Linked DNA regions of Mus musculus: regions 2 and 3 are each linked to region 1. A link is a loop called in an ENCODE intact Hi-C map of the cell type or tissue named here. Cell type or tissue: left cerebral cortex. All regions are shown on one strand.

What was found. Hi-C counts contacts between places; a loop is a spot of excess contacts. Peaks named below come from ENCODE experiments on the same cell type or tissue, not always from the same donor. Only the 100,000 strongest peaks of a DNase experiment are listed, where the experiment ranks them.
Region 2: it touches region 1 in a loop (2.5-fold over the local background); 2 of 42 quality-filtered maps call a loop at or near these places.
Region 3: a loop joins it to region 1, with 2.1 times the contacts of the local background. A loop is called at or near these places in 2 of 42 quality-filtered maps.

What each region holds. Positions count from the first base shown.
Region 1 is chr8:23,741,318-23,749,317 of GRCm38, forward strand. It overlaps Zmat4 (zinc finger, matrin type 4), which reads left to right. Exons shown (of 7, transcript NM_177086.4): 2 at 7,083-7,188. The coding sequence starts at 7,087. Among named protein-coding and RNA genes, the nearest start is that of Zmat4, 76 kb to the left of the region's middle. In left cerebral cortex, no CTCF peak of the experiment used is centred here; DNase peaks (open chromatin) are centred at 4,805 and 5,042; H3K27ac peaks cover 1,829 bases.
Region 2 is chr8:23,679,717-23,687,716 of GRCm38, forward strand. All of the region lies in intron 1 of Zmat4 (zinc finger, matrin type 4), which reads left to right. Among named protein-coding and RNA genes, the nearest start is that of Zmat4, 14 kb to the left of the region's middle. In left cerebral cortex, no CTCF peak of the experiment used is centred here; DNase peaks (open chromatin) are centred at 3,117 and 7,585.
Region 3 is chr8:23,666,003-23,674,002 of GRCm38, forward strand. Zmat4 (zinc finger, matrin type 4) reads left to right here and starts at 3,659. Exons shown (of 7, transcript NM_177086.4): 1 at 3,659-3,799. In left cerebral cortex, no CTCF peak of the experiment used is centred here; DNase peaks (open chromatin) are centred at 3,631, 4,098, 4,600, 4,942 and 5 more places; H3K4me3 peaks cover 4,107 bases; H3K27ac peaks cover 3,343 bases.

The sequences.
Region 1 (8,000 bases):
AGTCTGCTGCCACGGCAACCAGCCCTGCATCACTGCATCATCCTCTTGGCTTGGAGGGAGATGCAGTGGAGACAGGACAGAGCCATCATCAGAGGCTCTGGGGTGCCTGAGGAGTTACAGAGGAGCACGTTGACTTGTATTTTGAAGCATCCGGTCTGCCTTCCAATTCTTTTTGTCTTTGTTGCTAGGTAAGCTAGTGGAGTAGGCTCTAGTGACAGAGACCTGGAAGAAGAAGGAGGAGGAGGAGGTGAAAAACAGGCATAGCTAGAAAGTATGGGAGATAGCATCAGGGGTCAGGGGATAGAAGCCAAAAAGGACAACAGAACAATCCAGAGCTTATTTGTTTTGTCTTGAAGATGGGCCAGTCCTCATTCTAACCCCCACCCCCACCCCCCGACTTTCTGAGCATAGTTTTTTTTTGTTTTTTGTTTTGTTTTGTTTTGTTTTTTGAGACAGGGTTTCTCTGTATAGCCCTGGCTGTCCTGGAACTCACTTTGTAGACCAGGCTGGCCTCGAACTCAGAAATCTGTCTGCCTCTGCCTCCCAAGTGCTGGGATTAAAGGTGTGAGCCACCACGCCTGGCTTCTGAGCATAGTTTTAATACCAATAAACCAGAACAGAAAAAAACAAAACCAAAAAACTTGTAAGTTGCTTTGGTGGTATTGTAAAATGTGGAAGGTGCATTTGATTTGAAAGCATTCTTAGGGGATCATTGCAGAAGATAAGAGCTCAGGTTGTCTCTGTTGAATACTGGGAAGCAGAGGCTAGAGATGCTGAGAGCAGCCTAGTTATTTCATGGTGGGCAGGAAGGGCATATGGCAGAGAGAGGGGGTGGGGGGTGGGGTTGAGGGTGAGGGTGCCAGACTGGATCAGAAGGCCTGGTTGGCTTGGGCATGGAATGCCATAGTTCCTCAAAGGGTCAGGCTAAATTGAAAATAGTAGTGGGTACCTGATCTGAAGGTTGTCATGTGTCCATATCTGAAATCTTGTGGATATAAACATGGATGCAGAACGTCTATGAGATGGTGGCAAGTCATAGCTCTGATCAGGCCAAGAAAGGGAAGTCTAGGCACTGAGGTCAGAAATGGCCCCTTAACTCATCTGTCCTGGGCTTTCAAACACTTTTTTTAATGGTCCTGGACAGAGGGACCATGGCATAGACTAAGCTGCACACAGAGAGCGGAGAAAGGCAGCCCAGCTAGGGGATGCCCCTGTGGACAGAAGACTCATCCTTGGCCTGGAACACTGACTGTCATGTTGGAGACTCAGGAACCTTCAGGCAAGTTAGTCAGCCCCAAGTCTCAGTGTTTTCACAGAGAAAATAAGGCTTTCCGAAGGGCTGGTGTAGGGGGAAGCCCCAGGCAAAATCTTTACTTCCAGATCAGGAGAGTTCGCAAGGATCACGTACTGTTAGGAATGCACTTAGAGGAGCTGCCATGGTGGCTCTCTGGACTTGGAGAGATCACAGAGCAGCCTCTGTGACACCTGCAGGGCTCTTTTTTTTCAACTTTAATAGATATTATTTTATATTTATATAGCGCCTTCTTTAAGAACCTTTTAAATGCTTTACGGACTTCCTCTCTAATTAATCCCCCAAACAACCCTGTGAGGTAGGTATTACTCCCATTTACAATAGGGAAATGGAACCACAGAGCGGTTAGGTGACTTGCCCAAGGTCACACAGCTAAGCTCCCTGGAGAGCAAGGACTCCAGCACCTTGCCTCCCAGCTCCCAGCCACATCCCTCCTGAGAGAATCTTTACTGAAAAGCATCTTTACACAAAGTATCAGGAGGAGCATGTTATGAAAGTGAGGTCTTCCTGTGGCCATCATGGAAAGAAAAACTCGACACTGACGGCTGAGGCCGTAAGGCCATCTGCCATAGCACATTTCCTTGCCCCTTCCTAAGCCACCCAGCTCCTGTCTTGAGTAACCTTCTAAAGGCGAAGTTCCCATGACCGAAGCTGCATGACAGAGGTGGGCTTCACTTAGAATATTTACTTTTAGTTGTGATAAATCATAGAAACTTTTGTTCTAATATACAAAATTTGGGACAGCTGCCCAAGCAAACATGTACATAATTTCACAGCTGCCAGCTGTGTCTGAAATTTGCATCTGCCCTCATCATAATTGCAGGCAAACAAACAACAATCCCCTAAAAGGTGTGCTGGGCCAGTCACCTTTCTTTCTCACTCCCTATACCCGCCTTCCCCAGTCCCCAACCCAAACCCTGTATGTTTTCTAAGTTTCCCAAGTCTCTGATAAAAATCCAAAATGTCTTACTCAGATCCATCTGCACTATGAATAAAAAGTAAATTTAGAGCCAACATCCAGGTGTCCTTCCCCTGCAAACCGTCCAGTGCAGACCTGAGCCAAACCTGCGGGGCTCTTAGGTTGGGAATGGCACAAGTCTTAATTCCTGGCCTTAAATGGCTACTGAAAGGAGAAAGTAGGTGGAAGGTGGCTTATTAACCACCTGGATGGCCTCCATAGCTAATGGTAGAGTGATGACCACACAGTGAAGACCGTCAGGGCTTCTTTCTTCAGAGAGCTGGGGTGAGGTTGATGCCCCCCACCCCCAATGGAGCATGGCTACTCAGACATCTTGGATCAGCCACAGCAATAAGATGTGCACTAAGATTGCTGGTGCATATGGCTTGCTGCCAAACCTTGAAGTATGTATGCTTCCTCCTGTGGCCCCTAGGGAGCAGGCTCTGGGGGGAAGAACAGACATTGGAGAGGGGGAGACAAATTCAAATCAAGTTCCCCCAGTGAGGTTTGGTACTTCCAGTGATAAAAATAGACCGTAGACATTTCTGGAGTGTGGGGTCTTCACAGGCCCCAAGCTGGCAGGAGGGGTTGTCAGTTGTGCTTCGCTGTCTGAGGATGGTCCAGGTCATAGAATGTCAAAAGGAACTATGATTTCAGCACACCGGGTCGGTCTTCATCCCTGCTCAGCTGCCAATGAGGTTCTGTTTATTTCTCTCCTTAAATATTTACAGTATTAACCCCAAAGCACCACCTCAGAATTGGTAACACTGCTAACAACGATCGGGATATTGACTTCTTAAGGGTCTGCCATCTGCCACTCTGGTCTGATGTTTGACCAACCCTACTACTGATCCTTACAGCATCCCGGTGAGACTCATCCCTTGCCTTTACACACATGGAGAGACCAGAGCACAGAAAGCATTGAGCTGGCTGGACACCTGGCTGGTGAGCCACAAAACTGGAGTGGGAGCTAATGGCTTGTTCCTCCCAGGAGTCTCACGGGGCTCTCAAGGTCTCTTGAGTCACCTTGATTTTTCACACTGTCACTCATGGAGAGGAAAGAACAGTATTGGTCCTTCTTGTGGAGCCCATGATGGTTTCAGCCTGCTGTTAAGAAGGCCAGAAGAAAGCTGCATCCAAGAGCTCTGGAAAGGCCTCTCTGGGCCCCCTGAGATGCACTTAGAACTTGACTGTTGTCAGGTTCTCCTGACAGTCTCCCCATCCCTCTGGGTCTCCTCCATCCATCTTTTAGCTCTCTTTGCTTCCATTTTACTCTGTAATGTCCACAGTTAATCCCTCACATGCATTCTTATGCCCATTGATAAGCAGGTCTTGTGTGCGTGTGTGTGTGTGTGTGTGTGTGCACGCGCCAGGGGAAAAAACCAATTTAGAGTTTGGATGTGTTTCTCTCCATCCTTATCTTATCCATCATTCAGTCTTCATCCAACCTCCTTGGAGAGTTCCCTGATAATCTATCTTGTCATCTCAAGCAAGCTAGCACTTTTTACCAATTTTTTTTTTCAGTTCTTTTTCTGAGAGACTGGAGTGTGTGTGTATGTATGTGTGTGTGTGTGTGTGTGTGTATGTGTGTGTGTGTGTGTGTGTGCTAGTGCACAGTATTTCTCATTATCTTGCCCCTTGAGGATTTGGAACCAAAGATTGTGCCTACTGTCATTGCTCTGCTCCTCACACAGTAGTGTCACAGTGACTATTATATAGTGGCACATGCCTTTAATTCCGGTACCTGGGAGGTAGAGATGCTTTGCACATTTAAGGGAATCCTGGTCTACATAGACAGTTCTGGGCCAGCCAGGGATATACAGTGAGGGGCTGCTGCTGGGACACACACACACTCTTGCTTTTCAAATTTCATGTATTTGAATTTTGAATTCATATGAAATTTGAATATATATGTATTGCCCAATTCTGCATTCAACTCTTATACTGTTGTGCTGTCAATTTCATATACCTGGTTCTCCTAGAATGAACCTAGGACAGCAAAGTCATCCGACCAGATTCACATATGGCCTGCTCCTCTGCTCTGGGTCTCCTGGGGATGGCACCATTCTGGGTGAATGTTGGAAATAATTTAGGTCACTTGAGTCCCTGGTGATGGCTTTGTGATGTGCCTTTGATATGTGCTCTTGGCTGAGCAGCAAAGATTAAACTTTTTTTTTTTCCAGTTAGAAGAAATTAGATGCTTCCATTCTATTATGCTTGTCATTTTACTCAGAATGCCCAAGGACCTTATGCATTCCAGATGGGAAGTCCTCACATTGTAGCTCTGCCTATGGAGGACTCCATGGCTCTGTTGCTCTCCCAATGGCTATAGGAGACATGGCCAGCTGGCATAGTGGACAAGGCTAAGAAGGGGAGTCTGTTCTGCTTTTCTCTCTCTCTTCCTACCTGTTGTGTTCTGAAGGACAGGGAAGTTGAGAGCTCTTCAGATAAGCCAGAGGCGGGGACCAGATGGTAGCTTTCCATCTCAAGAATTCTAGTCTTTGAGTCACGAATGGGATCTTCTCCTTGTCTAGAGAGACCTGCACAGAAGGCATTCTTCACTCGGGCCAGCCTGGTGCTTGGCCAGCAGTGGCCACCCACTAGCACTTACCGTATTCAGGTATTTCGCTCATGCCTCAGACCCACAAGGGTCTTCATTGCCTGTTCCATTGCACGCACACTTGCTCAAATCAATATTCTTACGTAAGATGATGGGAAAAGCCATATTTTCTCTTCTTGTGGGATTTTTTTGGTAGTCTACACATTCTGTGTTCTGCCTTTAAAGCTATTTCTGCCACACAGCTGTTTCCCTGAGACACAGACGCCCACTCGCTCTGCTTAGTCCAGCCTGCACCTGAACATCCTTTCACGGTGCCTGATTCCCGCAGTTGGCCGTAGGATGAGGAAGGAGTGTGCAGGGCGCGCAGAGATGCTTATTAAGCAGGTCACCCATGAATCTATCTTCATGCACTTCTTTATTAAAAATAGCAGAGAAGATGATAATCCTTAAGTGCAGCCACTTACAGGAACTTGGCTTAAAGACGTACGTTCTCACTTACTATTAGACAGTTCTCATGTTCTGTTGCATTTCTTCCCCCGGACTCAGAAGTTATCTTCACCATTTTTCATTCTGGGATGAGAATAAAGATTACAACCGAGGCTATACTATTGGTAGGGCCTGCTTTTCCCTGTTAGACCATTCCCGGGGCCTCTTTGCTTCCTTGGTACTGCTCTTGAAGATGGACCATGCTGAAAACAAGACACGAGGTTATGGGGGAAGGGCAGGACTGAGAACAAGACATAAAGGATTTTTCTTCAGAAGTTCAAGTGTGGGTATCTTGTGAAAACAGAAGATTCTCTGTTGGGCCTAAGACAGAATTAATGAGGGGAAAGTACAACAGGGTAGATTTGTGTTTAATCCAAAAGACATGAAGATTGCAGCAGACCTGAGACAGATTGCATTGAGTATGATGAGGAGTAAACGTTAGCCTATAGCAAAAGGTGGGCTTCAAGCTAAATAACCATTTGCTAGGGACAAATACTTCCAGAAAGTACAGATCGCCATCAGCTCCAAGGCTCATTAGTCTACAATAATTATTGGTTGTTCCAGGTATTTGAAAATATGATTAAAGTTTCATATTTAGCACTTTTAAGATATTGCCTTCTTTGATTTACTGCAATTTTTCAACAAGTGAAAACATCTACTATAATCTCCATATTTGTGAGTTAAACCAAAACCTAGCAAGTGGAGTGATTCGCACACACCACACGGCAGCAGCAATCCTGTGGTGGAACTGGCTTCTTTGGAAAAGGGAACCATTTAGGTCACACCACCGAACAGTACTGAAGTTTTGGACAGTCCAGAAGGTAAGGCGAGGGTGTTAGAGTAGGATGAACCCATCATGCACACAGTGGGCCCACAGGTGGAGACTCTCTTGCCTGTCTATGATGCAGTCTGGCACAGGCTTTATCTGTTGTCTCTCATCACTTCTGTAGGCATGAGGACTTGGGCCACATTCTCACGGCAGGTTGGAAGTAGAGGGTGCATTTATTTACCACTTATTCAGTTGTGGTTTGAGGTGGTTAAGATGGTTTAATGGATTTTGAAATCCCTAAACATAGAAGGCAGTATGCATGGGAAGATCTCCTTGGGTTCCAAGCTGTGATTGCTTTAAAGTGTAGCCACTGAATTCAAACCACATTTTAGGCTGCAGAGAAAGCTTCTGCAACAAATTGTTACTCGATAAAAAAAAATGTCCATTATAGAAACATTTTAAAACAAAGTTATTACAAAACAGTGACCTATCATTTCTGGAAGTATATGACACATATTTAAAAACAAGTTCTCTGCTATGAGCATACATGTCTGCACACTTCTGAATTTAGATTTGTAGCCCACATCTTATCTCTAGGGTGAGGATGTATCAGAATGCTTTTGGCTTATTTCCTATTGTTGCATGAATTGGGTACTTTGCGAAGCTTTGTTCATCTATATCACACGTGTTAATTATTTTGTCACAGAAAAACACTACCTACAAATCTGGTTTGTTTAAGCAGAAACAATAAAGATGGAGTCTATCTTTTAAGGCTCTAGCACCTCCGTTGGATTTTCATAGGCAAATGATCAACGCCTCATTATTGAGATTAGTTGGTATGGTAACATTGGGGGTTGGACAGATCTGTTTTGTTGATCAGCACACCAGCTATTGGGACCCTGGCTTTTCACACATTTAGTGTTCCTCATTATCATCAGAGTAACCGACTCCCTTTCTTCTTCTTCTTTTTTTTTTTTTTCTGTTGACTTTCCTTTAGCCTGATGAAGTCCTCCGATATCGATCAGGATTTATTTACAGATAGCTACTGCAAGGTGTGCAGCGCACAGCTGATATCCGAGTCCCAGCGGGTGGCCCATTATGAGGTAAGGAGAACCCTGCTCACTCAACCACAGTCCTGCTATGGCACTTGAGGATCCTTGCTCCTGGGACTTGGGGAGTTTTCAGAACCATACACCATAAGCCTGAAGAGTGTGAGCCAGGTCTGGACTCTGTTTATTGGAACTAGGGAGTAAAGGTTGGGGAATTTATTCTGCAGCCCTGGGTAAATAAAATTTATTTATTTATCCATGTTTATTAATATTTTTAATGTGTTCTTCCCACCACAGGAACCCTGTGGGCTTCCCTCCCTTGCTATCTCTGTGAGGGATACATATCACAATTTGCTCTCTCTGTGAGGGGGTGTCAGTCAGACACAAAAGTGAAGACAGGCTCAAAGGCCCTTCCTTGCTAGTCACACAGGGAAACTTGGGTCTCAGCAGGAGTTAAGGCACTTCCTCTTCAGGTATCCTTTACAGCGATCGGTGCCCTAAATGTTCATCAGAGTGTAGGAGTCTCCTGCAATCACAAGCACGTTTTAAACCCCAAATATTCCAGAAGGGCATTGTGATCTTTTGCATGGGAGGACTGAGAGATGTTCTTTGATCCTGTATCAGCAGCAGAGGATGAGTGAAGAGGGATTATCTTATGTCCCAGGGAGGACTGCAGAGCCCAGAGGGGAGCACAGAGAACTGGGATCCCAAGACACTGAGTGCTGCATTGTGTATTCTGATGTCTAAAGAACGCAGAGCTCTGGGATAGGGGTTTTCAGGTGTAGTGACTTATAAAGAAGCTTGGGTTACAAGGCTTAGCCAGCAATGTTTGATTTTCATCCGATGATATGAGTCTAATAAGTGCC
Region 2 (8,000 bases), 62 kb before region 1:
GTAATTTGCTGCTCTATTTATTTTAATAAGGACCCAAATGTATGTTGTATTTTGTCTTTGGAAGCTTCGGATGTGGGCAAGGTGTTCTCCCCATTTTGCAGGGGAAGAGATCAATAGGGAATGGATATGGAATTGTGAGAATAGCCGAATCCTGCCATCTCATGGTACCTGACTTATCAGCAGCAAAAATTTCCCATGGACCTGTACGTCCTTGGTAAAGGAGGGGTGTGAATTAGAATCCCATGTAGCCCTCATAGCTGCTTGGGAAGCCAGTAGCGGAATATATGACTTTGGGTGCCAGGGAATCTTTCGCTGAATTCTGCAGTGTGGAGCCAAACGTAGGTGAATTATCAGTGAGGGAAATAGTGGTCTCAGAAGGTCCATGAAGACAAAAACGTCATGAATGTTGAACTTGGAAGGATGTGACTAATCTGGACAGAGGGAGTGTCGCAGGACTTCAGGGAGGGCCGTTCTCTAAGGAGTAAGTGTCTGGAGTCAGAGTTATCAGGAACATCTCTGACTGCCAAGGGGGTCGTGAGCTGCACTGAAGTTAAGTCTCCCTTCCTAACAGGGTTTGCTCTCTTAGAAAGTCTGTGTGGTTTGTCCACTGCGGCAGTGTGGCACTGAGGGGAATAATGGGAGGGAGCTACTTCAGGAGCTGTGGACACCCTGGCAATGAAGGACGACGGGAAGGGAGGGAGACACTGAGGCAGCTATGGGCTGAGATGGGAATGGCTTCCATTTTCCTCTCCCAAGTTCTTGGGTTTGTTCCTGTTGAGAAGAAGTTGCCCTGTCATGGTCCAGGTAGACAGAAGGGAGGGTTGGAATGGCTGCTAATCAGTGAGTCCCCCCTTTCTGTTGGGAACTTAGGATTTTCAAATTTATTAGCCAATAAGAAAAATAAAACCCTTTAAAACTGGGTCAGCAAGTACACCCTAGAGGCATGTTTAGATAAGAGTGGGGGTCTCTGCTGTAGGAAAGTCCTGAGGGTGACTCCCTTTTCATATGGTAGGTTGCAAACTTTTAGGTGTGATGAGCTACATATGGGAAAGACAGACAGAAATCCAGGATGGCCCTTTGGCTTTATATTGGTAGAAATTTGGCGAGAGTGCCTTATTTCACAGGGGAGGAGACAGGCTTGAGCTGTAGCTGAAGTTGACTAATGGAACATGTCCAGGGTAATGCCCACCCTGTGTTCCCTTGAGGTCCAGCTAGCTCTCTCCTGCCCTTTGGCCAGGATTCCAACCGACTAACATTTGGATTTGAAACGGCTGGTTTTGCATTTCTGTCCACACCATAGAAGCCCCTTCTCCCCGTGGCCACACGGATCTCCAGGAGGCTCTGCAGAAGGATTCTGGCTGTACGGTCATTTTGTCACGGGAGCCTGGTTTGATTCAGCACATCCCTGGGGCAGGTCACCAAGGAAGATGGCTGGCTTGGACATGTGAGCCCTAGGATACAGCTCTGTTTTTCGATTTTTATTTTTCATGGCGCAAACAGTTTAATTCTCTTCCATGTCCTTCTGCTTTTTAAAATGTGAGACAAGAGCTTTGCACATTTAAGTATCCACTCTGTCACATCCCAAATCTTGAGAACAGGCAGCATTCTCTAAGAAGCAAGAATATAGTAATGGATGAGACTGGCCTGAGTTCTGGCCTTTTTGAGATTAGATTCTAGGTGGAAAGATGATGGCTAGACCACAGGTAAATATGATTGAGGGCTGGTGTTGGCATGGAGAAAAATACAGCCAGCCAGGGGAGCAGGGTGTGACTTTGGGGAGGATGTGTCCCAAAGAAATGTTCCTGTAGTAGCACTTCTCAGAGGCCACAGGGGACCTGGTCCATGTGGATGTTGAGGACTGGCAGTCCATGTCAGGAAAGACATCAAAGGTTAAGTAAGATACTGGGATGTCAGCAGTAACTGCAAGGCCAGAGGCCAGACTCAGCCTTCTCAAACTCTGTATAGCTGCGAGGAGAGCCGTGTGTATGATCTGTGATATCAGAGCATCATTGACTGTCACCCGGAGAGTACGTTGTAGCAGGCCATGTGTACTCAGAGGCTAGCCAGGAGAGCAAGATCCTAACTAACGATGGTGAGGGCTTACTGGCAGTGGTCAAGATCTAGTTATACTTTGAAGAGAGAGCAGGCAGGATGAGTTGATGAACTGAACTTTGGGTGTGAAAGAGAACACTCAATGATATGGTATAAGGGTTTCCAAGGAAGTGAGAAGGTCTATATAAGGAGCAAATGGGGAAGGGGATGCCAGGGGGAGGGGATGAGTGGAAGGACAGGTTGTAAAGAGAAGACTGTGCAAAGTAGAGTGGTTAGGGGTGATGATGGGCATGGGGGCGGGACAGGAAGTGAGGATGGGATGGAGGATGGTGGGAGTGGGGGTGGGAGAGGAAGTGAGGATGGGATGGAGGATGGTGGGAGTGAGGGCGGGACAGGAAGTGAGGATGGGATGGAGGATAGTGGGCATGGGGCGGGACAGGAAGTGAGGATGGGATGGAGGATGGTGGGCGTGAGGGCGGGACAGGAAGTGAAGAATGAGATGGAGGATGGTGGGCGTGAGGGTGGGACAGGAAGTGAGGATGGGATGGAGGATGGTGGGCATGGGGCGGGACAGGAAGTGAGGATGTAATGGAGGGTGTGGGACTGGAGGCAGAACAGGAAGTGAGGATTGGGATGGAGGATGATGGGCATGGGGGCGGGACAGAAATGAGGATAGGGATTGGTTGAAGAACAGAAAGCAAGGATGAGGGGGTCCTTGTTGAGGCAGAAAGTGAGGACTGGAAGTGAGGATGGTTTGGGTTGCAGGATGAAAAATGAGGGTAGAGGGGGCAGGGCAGGAAATGAGGATCGGGCTGTGGACAGAGGGGAGGCAAGGACTGGGCGTGCTGACAGGACAGGGAGCAAGGAGTTTGTGTTAGGATGAATGAGACATCCACTCAAAATGTCCACTGCAAAGGTGGGTTGAGAGTCTGGAGTCCAAAGAAGAGGTTTAGACTAGAGAAGGACTTCGGGGTCATGAGTGGCATTTAAGGTCGCATTCCCGATTAGCTTACTCAGGAGAGCGTGGGTACAGAGGCGGTAAAGACGGAGTTTTGAGAATGGCAGTATTTATAGATCTGGAAGAGTAGCTGGCAAACTTCCTAAAGTGCCAGACAGTAAATACTTAAGGCTTTGCAGGCCGTATTGTCTTCCCTGCAACTGTTTAACTTGACTCGTGTAGCACAAAGCAGCCTTGGCGGACAGCTATAAATGATTAAGATAGGCTGTGTTACAACAGAACTTCACTGCAAATCCACCTGACCCGGAGGGCAGAATCTCCTGACCTTGGGTGTAAGACATTGAGAATTTATCCTGGAAACAGGAAAGAGAGGAAGTAGCAATGAGAAAGGGGTGAGGTTGGGGGAGGGGGGCAGGGCTCTGCCTTAGGAACTCAAGGTAGTGACTCTTTCTAAAGAAGCAGATCTGCTCTGCTTCAGACATTGCTGCTGCAAGAGGTGGGGCCGAGAGCTAAGCAGTGGTTCAGTGGCGTCTGCTGCTACCCTGATGAGGGTACTTTGGTTGGAGTGGATTCAAGGGAAATAAACAACTCCTAGATAGAGTGGTGTCCTCAAGAGATGCAAAGAGATGTAATGGTAAGGGCAGGACTGTGTGGAGGTCTAAGTCTGCATGTCTGCTTTGGAAATAGGAAACCCAACAGGCCCTTGGTAGGCAGATGCAAGTGATGTAGGGGCCTGAGGCCAGATCCTACAGTGGTGTGAGGCTAGCAAGGGCAGATCTTTCATACTGATGGGGAGGTGGGAGGAGCTCTCTGATGGGTGTGGTAGGTGGTGTGTTGTATGGGGACTCTTTTGGTTGCTTTATTTTACCAGATTTGCAGAAAATAGGATGAAGACTTGCAGGAAGAGGTAAAAGCCCTGGGCATGGTAGGCCATAGAGACAGAGGCTCTCAATGCAGTGAAGGAGGGCTGCAGACAACGGCAGAGTATTGTTTTAGTTGTCTGAAGTTAAAATTAAAATGTGTGCATACATATGTGCATGCATGCATGTGTGTGCATGTGTGCAAGTATATATATGTGTGTGTGTGTGTGTGTGCACGTGTGTATATACTACCACCACTTGAACTTTTCACTACAGCAGATGCCTTGCAAATTCTGAAGAGTAATGACAGAATTAATAAGGCCAAACTGAGCATGTTCAGGGACTCTTACAGATTCCCGGAGGCCCAGAGCTGACTGCTGAGGTAGCCTTTGTAGAGATGCATTTAAAGGAATGAAGTTACCCGTCTAGAGGTGTGGCCAGCTCTCCTCAGACATGGGTGGAGCCACCTTAGAGAGAAGGAGGGGTGTGGGGAAGGAAGGTGATGGGTTTGAAGTGGAGACACCTAAGGTCAGGTACTCAGCAGAATAGCTGGCCTGGGACTTTGTGGTGGCTGGTGCTGTTATGGGGTGAGGGATAGCTCTGGGAGTCTGTGAAAGAGTGCCAGCAGTGGGGTTGTTCCATGAGTACCATGGAGAGGGGTGGCCATGTATGGAGCGGGGCATGGACATGAGGCTGGCTCTGCTTGCCTGCGTGTGTGTGTGTGTGTGGTGTCATCTTAGATTACCAAGGATGGAATAGGCTGCATTTGAAGCTCACAACTGAGGTCACTGAGGGAGAGACAGAGGTAATGAGTTTAAAGTTTATAACTGACCAAGGAAGAAGGCTTGCCCGTTATCCCTCCAGATCTTATTTCAGAAGTATCTTTTTTTTTTTAGCTAGTTATAGCTCAAAATAACAAAGCTCAGAGACTTCATTTTAACCCTAAATAACCCCACATACCTGACTCAAAGTCCATATGGCTTTTTCGAAACCCAGTTAAAATTTCCCTTTAGGTTTATTTAAGTTTTGTGTGTATGGCTGTTTGGCATGTGTGTGTACTATGTACATGCAGTGCTCTGGGAAGTCAGACGTGCAACGTGCACCTGACTTCCAAGCTATCTCTCCAGTCCCTAAATCCAATTTTATCTGCTTTCAAGTGCCTAGATTGGGTCTTAGAGGTTTGAGGTTAAGATTGGCTGGAGTGTCAGATGTGAAGGGCTTAGCCTTAAGTACTCAGGGTCTAAGGCAAGCTACTAAGGGTGGCAGATAGCTCTCTGGATGGGACAGGGTAGTGGGCTGGTGTCAGTTGTGGGTTTTGGAAGAAGGGTTACCAGAGGGGATCTGAGTGACACTGCCAAATAGCACAGCATCTTTACAATGAGAACCTGGAAGCCCTTCTGCTGCAGGGACTGCAATACCGAGAGAAGGTATAGGTGACCGAAATTCCCGCAATGCTTAGTGCAGGAGAAAATAGATTTCTCATAGCGGTCAAATGATTTCTTGGAAAAATCCTGTCTATCTCCCTAACTTGAGCTGCAGAAAGCAAATGATTGGCTGTGAGATGCACAGTGACCTGAGAGGCTGGCACTGGGATGGTTCAAATTGCTGCGGATTGGATCTTGTACAGTACACAGGGACGAGCAAGTGTGACTTAGGTGTAGCGGCATGCCTCCACTCCTGGCCTGTGTTTAGTGATCAGTGCCTGGCTGTGTGTGACTCTACCAGAAGTGTGGCTTTTGTGTCTCTTCTCCTTCGAGGTATTTTTGACCTTTGAACTGAGGTAGCTGTGGAATGCTTCCTCAGGTCTCCAAGAGGAGGAGATAATGAATGACAGTGGCGGGATGCTGATGCACTCAGCATCCAACAGTCACTAAGGCTGGTATGTGTTGCTCCCATCTGCATGTAAAGAGAATACATGGGTTGTCACTCTCCCTCCTCCTGGAAAGGATAGATGTACTTGTAGAATAGCACCTCACAAGGACTGCGTTTTCAAAGTAGCTTGTCTGTCTGGGCCTCATTTGACTTCACTGATATTTTCCCACGGAGGCTGTCAAAACTTCAGGGTGCTTGTCATCCCAAGAGGGGTTAGCCAAGGCTGTTTCAAATTCTCTCCATGTTTAGAGAAGACGCTGCCGCGTAACGGTTGCAGAGAGATGTATTGTGGTTTGGAGAGAGTCGGGAGACGTGCAGATCTCCTCACAGAGTGGCATCAAAGCATCTAAAATGCAGGAGGGCCGTTTTTCTACAGGGAAGCTAGATGGAGTGTAGTCGAGAGGAACCCCTGAAAGCATTTGGAAATGTGTGACTGCATCAGTGGTCAGTTTGGTGCTACCCTGGGGCAGATAGGCTTGGTGGGGGAAGGAGGGGCTCAGAAATGGGTTGAAGCACTCTATTGGCAACCATTAATTTTTGGAGTAACGATGTGTGTTGGGGCAGAGGTTACCTCACAGTGGGCGCTGTGTGGTGGAGAGCAAGGGTAATTCCAATCATGTACTATTACCAGTGGTAACTCCGATAGTAACAATAATGAAGATGCTAATTAAGATGGAAACAGGATGAAACTTTGCAAGCTGTAAAATCATTGAAGGTTAAGAAAGACATTACTCAGTGTCTCAGAGCTACAGCAGGGCCAGTCTTCTCGAAAGTCTGGGTTTTGAGGATTTATGTACCTTTTAACTTGCTTCCGGGTTTCTGTCCTAAGAAAATCATCAGAAAAGTGGGAAAGTATATGTGTGTGATATTGCTCATTGAAGTCTTTTATGATGTTCTGAAAAACTATTCAAGCTCCCAGTCCTAGGTAGCCTTAACTGTGGATATGACACAGCCTAGAGCCATCTGAGAGGAGAAACTTTAGTGGAGGAAGATATCAGCCTGTGGGCAAGTCTGTGAAATATTGTCTTAGTTTGTTAACTGACACAGGAGGACCCAGCTCACAGGATGCGCATCACCAATTCTCTTGCAGGGGGCCCTGGACGATGTAAGAGTGAACTTCAAGCAGGGCTCCACTATGCTCCTTCCTTTAGTTTCTGAACTTGAGTTCCTGCCTCGAATTCACTCTGTGGTGCTCTATGACTTGCAAGTATAAGCCGAATAAATCCCCTTTTCCCTAAGTTGGTTTTGGCCAGAGAGGTTTATCACAGTACCAGAATGTAAGTAGAACACACCCTGGTGTAGGACCGCTAGCCAGTTGTAGATATTGTAGCGCATCCATACACTAGCTTGCCACCCTGTGAAATTACTGGGGAGACATCAGTGACATGAGCTGGTGAAGCTGCAGGTGAACAGCCCAGAACTGGCAACGATGTTGCTCAGACAGCTGTGTGAACAGACCTCTGTCTTGGACCTGAGATTATGGGAGATTTTCGTTTGCTTCTTTCTCGTAGTTTCCAGATATTTTGTGGCAGGCCCTTATTGATCAGTTATAACACAGTGACAGAAGGAGAATGAGAGCCCGTGGCCTCATGATCTTGCCTTGTTTGTGGATCATCCCTGGCACTGATGCCTTACAAACCTGGTTTTGGGTGGACATAGCTCTTACTCCTCCCTGAACTTCTTGGAAGAAATAACATTTTGAGAATACAGACAAGCATTTGGGATGAGCACTGAGTACAGAGAACAGGGCACAGCTGCTTCCCAGTTGCTCTCCGTCCAGAAATCCATTTATTTCCTGAAGCCACAGATATGCTCGTCCCAACGTGTTAGCACGCTCGCCATGGCTAAAGCCTCATTATATTGGGATCCACTGCTGCCTCTCCTGTAGGTTGTCACTGGAAGCTAGGAAGAGGTTTTGTAAAACAAGAAAGCAGCCCTGCCTACACAGTGCTAATAGAACACGGGGGCTGGAGATGCAGGGTACAGTGGGAGAGCACTCAGGCAGAGACAATAGACTAGAGCTGGCGTCTCCCAGGAAACAAACAGTCCTTCCCCTCTAGCTAGAGTTACGCCACAGATGTGCTTCACCTAGCACACCTGTGCCTGCGTGGGGGTGGCCCAGGAAAGCCGTTTGTAATGTACTAGGTTAAGTGTACCAATGGGACAGGCTACACAACAGAGTCCTACACAAGCAGTGATTTTTCTGAGGATGTGCAGTCTCAGGCATGCGCTCCAAGTGAGACATCTCTCCCTGAAGA
Region 3 (8,000 bases), 75 kb before region 1:
TCTTGGCTCTTCCCTCTAGGAATAAGACAATATGTAACTTGTTTTTTTTCCTTTTTTCTCTTTCTTTCTTTCTTTCTTTCTTTCTTTCTTTCTTTCTTTCCTTCCTTCCTTCCTTCCTTCCTTCCTTCCTTCCTTCCTTTCTTTCTTTCTAAAATCTTATAGGAACCCACAGAAAAGAAACTTAGAAATTTTAAAGTGTTATTAATTTAAAGACCGTGGAATGTTTAAGGCTTATTTGGGGGGACAAAAACCGAAAGGTGAGGACTTAAAGGGACATGTTGGTATCAAGCTGACAGTGTGTGGATTGTCCTAGTTAGCTTTAGCTCTCAGACCAGGATTATTTACAGGAATCTCAGTTGGGGAGTTGGCTAGATAAGGCTGGTCTTTTGGCATGTGTGTGGGCATTTTCTTAGTTGCTAATTCGTGTAGGAGGCCCTGCCCTCTGTGTGCTGTATCATCCTTGGTAGTCCTGTGTTGTATTGGCAGCAGGCTAATCTTGAGTCAGAGAGAGTGATCCAGTAGGCCGCATACCTCCATGTTCTCAGCTTCAGTCCTGTTTCCTTGATCTCCTGACTTGATGTCCATTAGTTGTGGGCTACCCCAGTAATATAAGTCTTTCTTTCCTAAGTTGCTTTTTTGGCCATGATGTATATCACAGGAGCAGAAAGCAAAAATAGAACAGGTTCTCTGAAGATAAAAGTTTCAAGACCGAACCAAAATCCTATATGGGACTATTGTAAACACAAGGAAGCAAGACTCTCTAAGAGAAGCCCACACCCATCCCTTCAGCTGCATCTCCCTTTCTTCCTAAATTTCTCCTTCTTTTTCACTTTCTTTTTTAAATCTATAGGAACACATCTTTTAATAAGCCACCACCCTGCTTTATCCTGGTTGTTTCTGAACTCCTTCTGTGAGTCGAAGCCAAGGATCTGATTTTAACTGAAATAAGGGGACTTCTCATGCTTTTGTATGGGACAGGATGGAGCTATATCTCTGTCTCTGTTGCCAGTGTCGATACCGAATGAAGGAGAAGCTAGAGGGGCCCAGGCCTGGCATCATCTCACAAGCTGTGAAAGTTCACAGTCTTCATTCCGACTTTTCAGCTCTAGGACTCTGAAGTGGCCTCTCCCCTCTCAGCCTATTAAGGGCGAGGGTTCTGTGAGGCTCAGCACTGCACACTTACGTGTTGCACTGGATTCTAGTAGTCAGCTCCTCACTGGGTATCTCTGTCTGTGAGTTTCAGTTGTAAACACATACAAGATGCTGCTAATGGAGGCCAAGGCCTGGACTGGATATTTCTAGATTCTTGGTCTCTTCTTATTGAAAGGACTGAAAATGAAGCCATGCAGATTTGCAGAAGCAAGTGAGATAATTTTATGTGGAGATAAACACTGCAGATTAAAGATACATGCATTGGCAAGGTTGACAGTAGACCATGGAAAGGGAAAATTCTCAAGAGCTTTAAGCTGGAGCCTGAGGTCTGCTCCTTTGGGGTGGAAGGAAAGAGGGTTGATGACTAAAGGATGTAGTTAAAGTCTTTCTCTGCTTAGATTGATGGGTAGGCTGCACAGCCTTTTCTCTATTTTGTTTGTCTCTTTGCATATGCATGTGATTTTAATCATATGCATAAACATAAAGATGGTAAATAGGGGATTCTCTCTAACACAGCTAGTTCAGGCTGGATTGGCCCTTCTATTCTTCACACTCAGATTTGTTGGGAATACACTTGATTAGAAACTGTCTATTCATGATTGTTACCAGGAGTGGGGAAACTCATACTATCATTACATGGCCTGGTGTGGATGAAGGGCTCAGGGGATTCTGAGGTTGCTAGGTGCATTGTCCGGAGAGGACTGTGTGTGCAAAGAGTGTGCCAATCACACCCTTACACATCGCTACAAGAAGGGAGGTATACTAGACCATTTCCTTAGCCTGCTTTAATAGCATCTCTATCCTCCCAGAGTTCAGTATTTAGGGCACCAGCATGCATGTGTGAGCTAGATGTCACACCACCAGGTGGAAGACACTATTCAGCTTGCTGCCCAGGCTGAGGAGGACAGCAGGATGGCAGCTGATCAGAGCCCAGAACATGTCGGGACAGGGCAGAACTGGATGCGTCCTTTCCAAAGAGGTAGAATCCCAGCTTGAGAAGCCCAAAGGGCTGGCTCTTATACCTGGAACTTGACTTTTTTTCTTTTCCTTTGAATTAATTTAATAAACAGTTCCCAGAAGCAAATCAAGAGCCTAGCACACAGCATGCAGGTACATGCTCTGCCCATGAGCTGCTCAGAGCCTTGCACACAGCGGGCAGGTATTGCTAAGCTCTGCCCATGAGCTGCCCTCTGCCTTGAAACTAGATTTTCTAAGACTTTTCTTTCAGAGGTTCTCCTTAATCATTTTTCATAACAGAGTCTATATCACATCTTTCTACACGGTGAACAGACGTGAAAGTGGAAAAGAGTAAAACCCTTCTTACTTCTGAGAGTGAAGCTGAACATTTACCAGATGTAGGAGGAAGGTCGGCTCTTTCTTCTTCTTCTTCTTCTTCTTCTTCTTCTTCTTCTTCTTCTTCTTCTTCTTCTTCTTCTTCTTCTTCTTCTTCTTCTTCTTCTTCTTCTTCTTCTCCTTCTCCTCCTCCTCCTCCTCCTCCTCCTCCTCCTCCTCCTCCTCCATCCTCCTCCTCCCTCCTCCTTCTTCCTTCTCTTCCTCCTTCTCTTCCTTCTCCTCCTTCCCTTTTGGCTGATAATTTGTGAGACTGCAATTAACAGAAGGAAGTAGGATAGAATAATGAAACAAACAAACAAACAAACACCAGGCTCATGGCAGGTGCTTAGATCCAACGTGCCTGCTCATTTGGGCCTCCCCTGGTGACCCCTGGTGAGACATCCCAGACTTTTGTGGACTTTGGAAACAGCTCCTTCCAGACCTCAGGTAGAGTTCCAAGGGAACTTGGGACCTCGGGTTGGGGCAGTTTGTCGACCTTTAGGGAAAAGGATTAGGCACACGAACAAGACAAAGCATATAATATGCCCCCTGAACAATTTGAAATGACCTTCAGATGACCTCCAAGGTGTAAAAGCATCGTTCTGTTTTTTCAGCCCTGAACCTTGTTCTGCTTTCTGGAGCCTTCTGACACTAACAGAAACCCCCCATTATGATTCCCACAAGCCTCAGGAATATTTATCAACAAGGGGGAGAAATGAGGAAATAAGGCCAGATAATTGTTGCAATGGGCTTTGTTTTGTGGAAGTTAAAATGCTGGACTAAGAACCTCAGTTCATATTCTCTCTCTCTCTCTCTCTCTCTCTCTCTCTCTCTCTCTCTCTCTCTCTCTCTTCCTCTCTCTCTTTCTCCTCGCACCTCCCACCCCGGTCTCTTTCTCGCCCACCCCCACCTTTTTCGACTGTCCTCCCCTCCCTTCTCTGGACTCCCAGTTCTGCCCCCCCTCCCCCCTCGACACCTGGCGGGAGGAGAACCTTACAGGTTGTCAATGAAACATGGAATTATTTCCTTTGATGGCTTAGATAATAGTAGAAGCCAAAGCAATGAGTGAGGTCGGCCGAGACCAATGCAGTCCTGCCCGGGACTGGAGAGCCAATCACAAGAGCAGGAGGCGGGGCGTCGGCGCCAGCAGATAATTGCTAAGTGCATCGCTAGCACAGTTGGTCCGAGCTGCTGAAAGGTCTGGTCGCAGAGACAGGAACGCAGCATCCTCAGCGTGCTCCATCCCGGCAGTGTCTTCCTGCGCTCCGCCGGGCGGCGAGCCTCCGGACGACAGCCCCTCTGCTTCTCGGAGAAGGTACCTTTATCTGTGTCCCGGGAGAGGGGGCTGCTTCCGCTCTGTTTTCGCTCGGGCTTGCAGTTAGCACAGGTGGAGGATTGCAGAGAGAAGAGAAAAGTTTAAGGGGAGGAAAGGTGGCCAAGGCGGAGACCCACTGTCTTTTGTTGGGAGGAAAACAAACCTACAATTTGGGAAAACTTCTGCACCGCCAAGAGCAAGGCTTGTTTACTACTCTTAATTAGCTGCGCTCAGGTTCATGGAAATGGGTCTGATTTGGGGCTAGAGGACCTGCAGGGTTATGTGTAGACTTAGGTTTGCTGGGTGATGAGGCTGGACCCCGGATTGGCCGCTTCCTGGGCCAGAATGATGCTGTGACCATATCCATGAGCTGGCTCCAGAAGCAAGCTTGGTTTGATTGGATTTTCTGCCATCGGGTCTGCCCTATCCGCTATACCTTGACCTGCCTTGCTCAAACTACTGTGACCTTCAATTCCTGTCCGTCCTCAAACTTTTCTCAGCTTCTCCTGGGCTACTTTTGCCCTCTCCATCTCCATCGGTCTTCACTGGTGAAAACAGAAATGTCGTAGGGTGTAGGAGCCTGTCCTGTTTGACCCTGTGAGCATCTATCTGCGCATCACCCAACTTAGTGAAAAAGAAACCCTTGCCGTTGACAAAGAAAGTACTTCCTTGATCAGCTCCTGAACACCCTGGAACACTTTCTTGATTTGTTGTGTCCCGAAAAACATCAGGGATGGAGCTGAATTTTATCCCGGGGTGCTTTACACTCCCATCAAAGAGAGGCCCAGGTCTGAGGTCCTGGCCACTCTGAAAGAGAGGCTGGTGGGAGGGGAAGCCACTGGCTGCTAGTCAGCTTAGGTGCTCAGGTGCATCTGTTCAGGTAGATGGTGCTGCAGTCTCTGTCCACACTGCTTCTGATAGTTGATCTTCAAGTAGAAACGCTCACCGTGGCCCTTGGTTGGTTCTTTAACATTCCACATTGTTGGGACTACAAGGGACTCGCTTGCACCGAGACACACTTCCCACCCTGGAGACTGAGGTCAATCCTCTCTGTCAACTTTTGCTACAGGGCAGTGCAAGGTAAGTGGCCACTGAGAAAGTGGCTGTCCCCAGTGGGGGTGAAGGTGACGGACGTGGCCTTGGACTCCCTGCTTTAACACACAGGTAGTTCCCCGGTTTTGTGCCTGTCGACATAAGGCATGCAGTGGTGTGACATACCCGTGACATCCTCTGGAGTTTCCAGTCTCCAGGTGATATCACAAGTCCTTGGCATTTGGCGCATGCCCGGGGTTCAGGTGCATTTCCTCCGTTCGATTTCTGTCCCAGACTTAAACCGTTGTGGGAGTTCTGATAAGATTGTTCTGGAAGAGGTTCTCAGCAGTGCCTCACACACCCCTGTGACACTTATCCCCCCCCCCCCAACCCCATCCCGGCCTCTGAGGTGTGACAGCCTTTGATTCTTCTGCTCCGTGAGTCATTCCTGCTTACGAGCCCTATTTTCTTCACTACCACACACAACAGGTTCTCCTTCGCATCCTTAGAAAACTGTTTTTGGGTGGGAGCTGTGATTATGGAAGTTCTACTCCCAATGGTTGGAGAAATAGCTGTCTGTCTAGCTGTCCGTGGTTACAGTTGGTTAGGATGTACACACGTTAGTTAGAAGCAGCAAGATACGCCCCAAGCTCTGTATAGCATGGCTCCTACTATCCAAGGTCCCTGAGTGGAGCTCCAGCTCCACTTTTCTAGGCTGTTGGGGGCAGATTTAAAGGCCTTCCCTGCCCCCTACCCCCACCCCAGGGTGTAAGGCATGTGACTCCACAGAGGCCATGGGGTCAGTATCTAGAATTGAGATAGTGACCTGATTGCCGATAGCTTCACTTCCTTTTCTTAAATGCACACAGCAATAAGCTAGGTAAGTTTTTGAGTCTGAGGGGTGTCTTGGGCCAGAAACCAGGAGCAGAACTCAGGGTCCCCCTTCACTTTATGCCAATCTGTGATCTGTTGCTGCCTATCATGATAGAGAACATTAAAGCCAGGCATTTTAAAACAGCTCCCTGTGGTGACTCATGCACAGAGGGAAGGGCTGGGTGGGGGACGGAGCAGAGGGAGCTTTGAAAAGTACAAGTGGGACACACTGGAGCACTGCTTTCTCTCTCTCTCTCCTCCTCCTCATTCTTCTTCCTTGTATTTCCTCATTTGGAACAGAGATCATTAAAATAACAACTTAAGCTTAACAAAAAAAAAAAAAAAAAAAGAGTATAGGAGCTGGAGAGTAATTGACAAAACTCAAACCACTCTCATTGTAGCTTCACCTGGGTCCTCGTGGGCTCAAACCCCAGGACCCTGAACCTCTGTTCCGATCCATTTTGGAGTAGGTAATCACTGGAACGTGGCTGATTAACTCGTTGCGGAGCCAAGCGCTTGCTTGTGTGTGAAGGGCCTGACGGATGCTCAGGAAATTAAATTTGTTAGTTGTCATTTTGTCGAATTGAACACGATGGCTTCAGCTAGGAACCTGGATGGCACCATGTGTCTAGCAGTTTTCTCTCTTCTCAGCTGGCCAGCCAGGACTTCTGTCACTGAGCCACTGTGATGTGGAGGGCTCTTTCCATGCTCAGTGTGACTCCCCTGGCAAAGGAGAGACTTCCTCTACTCTGGATGTCCGTGCACCGCCCCCCCCCCCCCCCTTCACCTCAGCATCCTTCTCATAATAAACATGTCAATACGTAATCTCTTTGCCAACCTGCTTTGATCTCACCCTTTTGTGCAGATATTTTTTTTCTGTTAAAGAAAATTGTGCCCAGAAATAGGATTGAAAACATATTAAAATTTTTATCAGGGAACTGTCTCGTTTTGTTTTGTTTTGTTTTTGTTTTCAGTTTTAAAATTTAATTTTGTGGTTTCGGGGAAATCAAATAAGCACATGTATTGGGTTAGGTGTTTTGGTAAACGCTGTCTTTCTCTTTGTGGATGTTTGCATATCTCAGCTGTCCTCGGGGACAGGGTGTCTGTAGGTTTGAAGCAGCCTGGAACATCCCTGAAAGTTGTCAAGATTAAGTCACAGTGTCCCTCTGTTTATTCAGAATGGGGAAAGTGGCTGTTTGGAAATGTAGCCTCGGAAATGTATTCCCTGGGCTCAAGTGTCCTTCAGGTTTCATTTAGGACAATTATGAGTAACTGGTTCATGTGACTCTCTCTTCTACGCTCAGATCTCCACCCTTCATCCCTGCAAGGGACCTGAAGCAGGTACCTCATCCAATTTGATGGGCAGGTGTATTCCTTTCTCTCTCCTTCCTCCATTCTGCTTCTCCCCAGCCTTTCAGGACACCCTAGGAGAGATTTACTCTGACGTTCACTTCATTCCCGAAAGAGTTAACAGGAGATCCCAGGAAGGCTGGTGTCAGCCACGGGAGACCGCCCCCTTTCACCAAGTTCAGTTCTGTCTCAGGCCTCAGTGGGATTTGTGGGTCAGGTGCTGCTGATTTGTGTGAGGCAGACAGAGCAGATGCCTCTGGGTAAAGGTGATTCCACCCCTGCCCCACTGTCCTGAGGACCGCTCCTCTACACCCGTTCCACAGCCTCCGCATGGTCCAGCTAGGGACTGACCTTGGAGACATTGGCAGACAGCACAGTTTGTCTGCTACGCTCCCTATTTTTTTCTTCTCCCGTAACCCTAATCTACCAGTTGTCTGAAGGGATTTGTTTACTCCCTTACACTAAGTTAACAGTGTAACCCACAGGGGCATCTTTCTCCCATATTCATAGAATGCACCACACTGCCGTGGAACTACACTTGCGTCCGGTATTTGAGTACGTCTTAGCAGAACCTAAGACGTTTGTAGTAGTAGCTCAGGCATCTGCTAGCAGCAAGAGGAAGACAGAACTGGAGAGATGCAGACTGGGAAATTGTGGCCCTTTGCTAGTCAGCTGAGACACTGCTGGGACTAGTTAGGGAGCGGTGGTAGGATTAGGGGTTTTAGCTGGGAATTGTGGCACATGACTATAATCCCAGCATTTTGGAAGGTAGAGAGAGGAAGAGCTAGGATTTGAGGCAAGCTTAGGCATATATAAAGACCCTACCCACAACCACCTCCAAAATGAATGAATGGATATTGAATGAATGAATGAATGAATGAATATGGGTCTGGCACTTGAGCCCTGGGATTTGATCTTAGACATCATACTCATTTGCTCTCTTTTG